2 separate regions of the Mus musculus genome follow, and region 1 is linked to region 2. The links are chromatin contacts, found by Hi-C or POLR2A ChIA-PET in ENCODE. All regions are on one chromosome and are shown on one strand. The core of a region is the stretch at or near the end of the contact, and the rest is flanking DNA. Distances in the headings are between cores, read along the strand shown. Region 1 has its middle 28 kb from the start of D630024D03Rik. Region 2 has its middle 14 kb from the start of Bod1.

Region 1 (3,183 bases), core at 635-3,134, 110 kb after region 2:
CCCAAAGGCAAATGCCTCTATGCCTTGAGCAGATAGGAACTGTGCATCTTCTGTGCCAGGCACACACACCATCCTTCCTTCAGTTAGCTGCAGCTGGGAGCTACAGGCCCAGCTCTGTCCTTGCCCAAGTGGGAAGGTCACCCCACAGCTTTAAGGGCTTCTGTTGAGCCCTGAGCTCAGGCTGGGTCTGTAGAACATCTAGTCTAGACCTTCTTTTTGCTTAAACCTCTACTTTTGCCAAACTCAGTTTCTTTAGCTATGCAGTTGAGCACTCCTAGGTTGCGTGGCTGAGCTTATGGGGTTCTAGTAAAATTTGGAGGAGATTGTGCAGTGAGAAGCCGAACTGATCTGAAGCCCCTTAGAAGTGGAGCTGCTTTTTATTTTTATTCTGTTTGTTTTGGTTTCTTTGTTTGTTGGGCACTGCTGTCTGGTGAGTTTAATTTTAACGTTGATATCTAAAGTTCAACTTAAATTGACATAAACTTATTACATGTTTTGTGGACATAGTATGATAATTCACTACATATATACGCTGTGTGGTGAAACTAAAAAGTTCGATCCCATCAAAGCAGAGGGTAGAGTAGGGGCGTGGTAGTTGCCTTTCTCCTGAGAATACCCAAACAGACAATCTGGAGGAGGAAGCATTCGGGCGGGGGAAGGAAGACTTACGTTATTCATGGTTTTGGTTTACCGTATTGGAAGGCAAAGTACAACATAACAGTTTATATTATGGCTTACGTCATGGTAAAGTAACCTGCCTATTCCAGCAAGACTCTGCTTTGTAAGTCCCCATTCACTCCCCAGGGATCTACCCAGGAGTAACAACAGATCTGGCAATTCCTAATATTATCTATGTGTACATATATAATTATGTATACATGTATTTAAAATTAGCAACAATTAAAGAAAAAAGGCTATGAATTCAAATGCAGGGGGTGCATAGGAGAGGTTAGAAGGAGGGGAGGAGGGAAATGATATAATCTCAAAAATTAAAAATTATAATTAAAACACAGAAAAGCAATAAAATAATGGTTTTGGAGCACTGGTCTTAACTTTGTTCTGTCATTCAAGCAGAGAGTGGGCCAGGTTTAGTGTGTTTGTGGCATAGGAAAATGGCTGTTTTGTTAACATCCTTGTGTGTGTGTGTGTGTGTGTGTGTGTGTGTGTGTGTGTGTGTGTGTGTGTGTGTGTGTGTGTGTATGAGTGTAGCCTCAACAATTAGATTGCTCCCAGCACCAGCTTCAGACCTCCCTGGGAGCTTTGTTTAATGCTGACTCCAGAAAAAGGATGAATGGTCCCATGTAATGACCACACCAGCCTACCAGGGAGATGTCCTGGAATCCCTAGGCTGCTGAGACCCACCACTCATTGTGTGTGCCAGATCTGCAGGAGCAAGAGGCTTTTCTGCAGGACTGATTTAATCCCTTATGCTATCTTTACTTGTTTTAAGTCTTATTTTTATTTTAAATTATATTATGTGGGGGGTTTTGTGGGGGATATGCTCATGAGTGGAGGTTTGAGCAGAGAACAGAGGTGTCAGATGCCCTGGAACTAGAGTTAAGGGTGTTGCGATCTGCCGAGTAATAATAAACAGTAATAGTTCTCCTTTGCATAAAAGGAGGTGGTTTCACCTTGTCACCAATCCTGTCCGAGCCTTTAAGCATTGAAGTGAGGCCCTGTGGTCACTAGATTGAGGATTATTAGAGACTCCAACCTCTCAGTGTATGGCAGAGGAGCGGTTTCTATTTCTGGTGCCCACTGTCATCTCCAGGGAAATGCCACTCAGCTGCCCCAGAGTCACAATGTTCTTATTTCCCTCCAGGGCCTGTGACTCAGCACACAGCTCCAGATGGCTTCCTGCACTTCTAGGCTCCTCTGCTGGGCGCTAATGGCAAGGAAGCGGCAGAGCTCTCCTGGCCCAGCTCCCCACCGGACAGCCCATTTGCACAGGCTGCTTTCTCCCCAGAGAACATATGCTCTGCACTCTGAAGGTGAGATCCAAGAATCACACCGCCCTGTGGACCAGGAAGATGGGGAAGGGAACTTGTAGAGCCCCCCAATCCTGTGTGGGAACGCTTATCATCTACCTCCGAAGCTTGCAGAGTTAGGGCTACCAGATGAAACAAAGAATACCATGGCAGCTCAGAATTTCAGACAAATTTGTTTGTTTGTTTTTGTCTTTGTTTTTATTATAAGTATGTCACAAATACTGCATTAAAATCTAGTTGAATGTCCTGTAACTTTACTCATAACCCTTCCAGCATGTCAAGCATGGAGCAAAGAAACCAGTGTGCTTTTGCTCCACTAAGACCCTATACTTAGTGGAATCTTTGCCATGAGATGCTCATAGTACCTGTGACAAACAGTCTTGCAGTGGGTGTGACAGCATGAACCATCTCAGCCAGGGAGTAGGGCACTTGGGCCTTTTGTCTATCACTTCAACTTTAAGATGCTCCAACGTTTGCATGCTTCTGGCTGCCTGGCACAGGTGTAGACCAAGCCACTGGTGTCACTTCTCATAAAGGAATAAGAAGTGTAACTTGTTAGTGGGTTAGAGCTGCACACTTAGCTGTAAAGTGTTCCTTAAAGCCTGCTTGACATGAGAAAACCACATGGGACAGTTGACCTGCTATGACTGTACTGCCACGGTCCCTCTTTGAATTTGAATGTCTCTGCCTACCAAAATATGAATTGTGTAAGGGGAGGGATTTGGGTCTGTTTTGTTCTCTAGCACTCAGGGTAGTGCCTGGCTCCCCTAAAGGTGGAACACTGGGTTAACTGAAATCAGCCTAATCAACAACATACGCAAAAATAATGCATGCCAGGCACAGTGGCTCACATCTCTGATCCCGGTGCTTGGAAATCGGAGGCAGGAAGGTCAGGGTCATCAGACTTATACAGGTAGTTACTGCAAGCTGGCCTGTCTCGTGAGACCTTGTCTCAAAACAAACAAACAAACAAACAACACCCATAAATAAATACACATTCGCAATCTATGTCAAGGAAGACTTTCTGGAGCAAATCAACTTCCTTTCCTTGCTGAGTTACAGTCATAACCCTGCTTTGTTTACAGTAATTTATACCAAACCCAAGCAGGGCTTCCATTAGCCACTACAAGTCACAAATACTCAGTGGTCAGAGCCCGAGGCTGACGTGGCTTTGACTGCTCTCTCCCAAACTCTC
Region 2 (3,165 bases), core at 97-2,596:
GAGGTGTGTGTGGCAGAGCAATCTCTTTTTAGATTAGAAAACAGAATTTGTGTTTGCAAAAAGAGCCCTATTTATGTGCCCCATCTGATGTCAAACCCATTTTATTTTAAGCCACCTCCCTTCCCAGAGCACAAGCCACCGTCCCTCTCCTCCTCCCTGCCCCCTCCCCTCACCCCATCTCTGCCTCCTCTGTTTCCTCTGACTTCCTTTCACTTCCTGGTCCATTTTTCTTCTTTCTCCTCTCCCTCTCCTTCTCTTATCCGTTTTCCTCTTCCTCTCTCCTCCCCTTTCCTTTCCTCTTCTCTCCTCTTCTTTATTCCTTCCTTTCCTCCCTCTTTCTCTCCCACCTCTTTCTCCACATCTTGCTTCTTTTCCTTTATGAATCACCCCACACTAGATGGCTTTTGAGCTGTAATGTAATAGTACTGGGGGAATTTAATTCAGGGACTTTAGGTCAACAGGGGCTGTGGGTGTGATCTACGGTGCGGTGTCTGCACTGATTGTTTTTCTTTAGAGAATGGTAGCAATTCAGTGTCACACAGACTGATTTGAGCATACATTTAGTTCCCTTGGCTTCTGGGTTTCGAGATGATTGAAAGAGAAAAGAATGGAGTGCCGTCCCTCTCGGCAGCCCCCTTCCTAATGAGAGTTTCTTCTCCCCAGGCTCTGGAGACAGACCTCCAAGAGTAACTGGGTGCAGCCAAGGGCGTGGCCCAAGTCCTGACTGAGACTGGGCTCTGAGTGGGCTAGAGGAAGCCATTTTAAAAGAGGAGATTGGGTGTGGTGTGGGGAGTGAATGATATCCTGAATGAATGTGTATTTCTGAGATGAGCGCGGGCTGGGCCGTGTCAAGGACCCCAGTGCCTCAGACCCACAGAGATGACAAGGCCTTCCCCTAGCCAGGGTCAGAGGAATGGCAAATTCTTCCCCTGGTCCAAGTAGAACATTACCGGATGGTTGGCCTTTAACTAATAATATCAGTGTGTGCAGAGACTCTCAACTGCAGATTCCTCCTTCCAGATGAGTGAGTCTGGATGGAGGCTGCTCCCCCCCCCCACAGACCTCCCACATAGGCTAGTTAACCTGCCTCTTCCTTGGTCTTGCTGTGCATGTGTGCTAAGTGGGTTGTTGCTGGTGTGTCTCCATCTGAGCTCACAGGCCACCTGATCCCAGCGTTTCCAGATCAGTCTTTCCTTCACTTCCCACTTCCCATTGCTTCAGTTAGTTCTTGCAGGCTGCAACACACAGCAGCCACATCTGGAAGATGCTTTCCAGGTGTCTAGTAGAAAGGAATGGTCTACCTTATCAGGAAACCCTCCTAGGGATGCTGTGTAAAATCAAAAAGGGGAGGCACAGAGCATACACAGAAGGCCCAGTGGGAGTGAGCCTCCAGGAATAGACCTGTCTACAGGAAAATCAAAAAGGTGCATATCTGCATACTGTTTCAAGCTACTCCATGGGCTTAAAATGGCAAAATTAGCAGGAGCTGTGCTCATTGACTCAGTTTCTCCTGCGGCCTGGCACTTCTAAGCATCACCTTAATGTGACACAACGACCCTTTGAGGTGGCGTGCTCATGTCCCCATTTTACAGGGACCAGACGTGAAGCTCCAAGAGCAAAAGCAGGAACCAAGGTCCTTGCCTGCTCTAGATGTGAGAGCCCCCAGCCTTGGGAAGGGATCAGCAGGCTGTGGAGGTTGTCTAAGTGGACGAACACAGCAGAGCACAGAGGACACCGCAGGATCACCCGGTTTTATTGTGGACCAAAGATGACTAGACTCCCATCAGAGTCTGGTCACTGCTCAGGCACAACCATAGGACTGGGCCTGTGGTGGGTGGGAGTGTGTCTCAGAGTGGAGGCAGAGCTCTGGAAGACTGCCGGGAGGGAATGGAGCTCCCCCAGCCGTATCCCAGACAAAATCTGAGGTCTGAGCAAAGGTGCCAGGCTGGTGTTCTTTCTCCTGACGTAGGGAGGGAAGAGAGAACCAATGTTGTCTTAGGAACCAGACAAGCCTAGATTATATTGACTTTCCCTATGGATTTGCTGTGTGTCCTTGAGCAAGTTTCTCAACTTCTCTGAGCAAATTATCCGTATTTCACAGGCTTGTGGAGACAATGAGATATGTTACTATAGATGAACTCTGAGCTTCAGTTTTATACAGTATGAACACTCAATGACATGCCTGATACTATCCTGATGTGAATATCGTTATTTTTTGGAGAGTCTCCAAAAGTCTTGGTTTGTTAGGAGCCACCCCCACCCTTGTGCAGCTCAAAACATAAAGGTTCAGCTTCCCTTTCTTGCTGAGCAGCTCCTCAACAATCAGGATCCATTTTCAAAAGTTTCCTACATTGTGAAGGCTCTGCCAAGGTTTGCAGCCCAAAGCATGTCAGTATCTCCAGCGCTCACCACACCATGAGTGATCGATCACATTTGCCCACAGTCAGGCTTCAGGAGGTGCAGAAACTGGTCCATTCCCTTTGAGTAACGTTTCTCCATTTGTGATAGGCATATCCAGGGGAACACCAGACCCCTTCAAGTCTCCTAAAAGACACAACTAGGTTTCTGCCTCTGGGGTGTTATTTACAGTTTTCATCTTGTTGGTATTTGCTCTGCTAGTGAACAAAACTGCTGGCATTTTAGTAGTAACAGGAAGTGATGTCAGAGCACTGTGCAGTAATTGAGGTCTCTCTGCTGGCACACACTTGCGAGCACACACATGCCAGGGTCAGTTATGAATGTCCTTAATGAGGGCTGAGATGTGGCATGTGCCAGGCCCTGGGTTCAATTGCTAGCAAATCCCACAAAGTCTTCATCTAAGCAGAAAAATGTTTCATTTGTAGAACTCACCCTGAGTATGTGTGTATCTGTTAGTAACCTATGCAGCAAAGCAAGCAGGGAATAAAGAAAGCGCTTGGTTCTGTGCTGAAGCTCTGCACCATTTGCTTCTGAGCCGGGAAGCCGTTCTTCACAGAATGCCATTTCTACCTGGGAGACTTGGGCATGGTCCACTAGACACAGGTAACTGGCCTGAGTTTCCTCAGAAGTTAGCAAAGAGAGTCTGTCTTTGCAGTAAAAGCAGCTGATGGTGTTTATGTAAGGGTAACACTATCTGTTAAGCCACTGTGAACTCAGGGGTTCCTTCAAACCCTTGGTCTAATGGGA

Evidence for each region. Hi-C counts contacts between places; a loop is a spot of excess contacts on that map. ChIA-PET counts read pairs that join two places held with the same protein, here RNA polymerase II (POLR2A).
Region 1: a map of gastrocnemius shows a loop between it and region 2 (2.2-fold over the local background). The contact joins two enhancer-like sites. A Hi-C loop is called at or near these places in 1 of 37 maps with a recorded cell type or tissue (gastrocnemius). POLR2A ChIA-PET finds 5 or more read pairs at or near these places in 1 of 5 experiments (embryonic stem cell).

What each region holds. Positions count from the first base shown.
Region 1 is chr11:31,794,609-31,797,791 of GRCm38, forward strand. No RefSeq gene overlaps it. Among named protein-coding and RNA genes, the nearest start is that of D630024D03Rik, 28 kb to the right of the region's middle. Within about 2 kb of position 1,885, at least 3 of the 3 ENCODE cell types and tissues checked have a DNase peak (open chromatin) inside an H3K27ac peak, as active enhancers do.
Region 2 is chr11:31,684,386-31,687,550 of GRCm38, forward strand. No RefSeq gene overlaps it. Among named protein-coding and RNA genes, the nearest start is that of Bod1, 14 kb to the left of the region's middle. Within about 2 kb of position 1,347, at least 1 of the 3 ENCODE cell types and tissues checked has a DNase peak (open chromatin) inside an H3K27ac peak, as active enhancers do.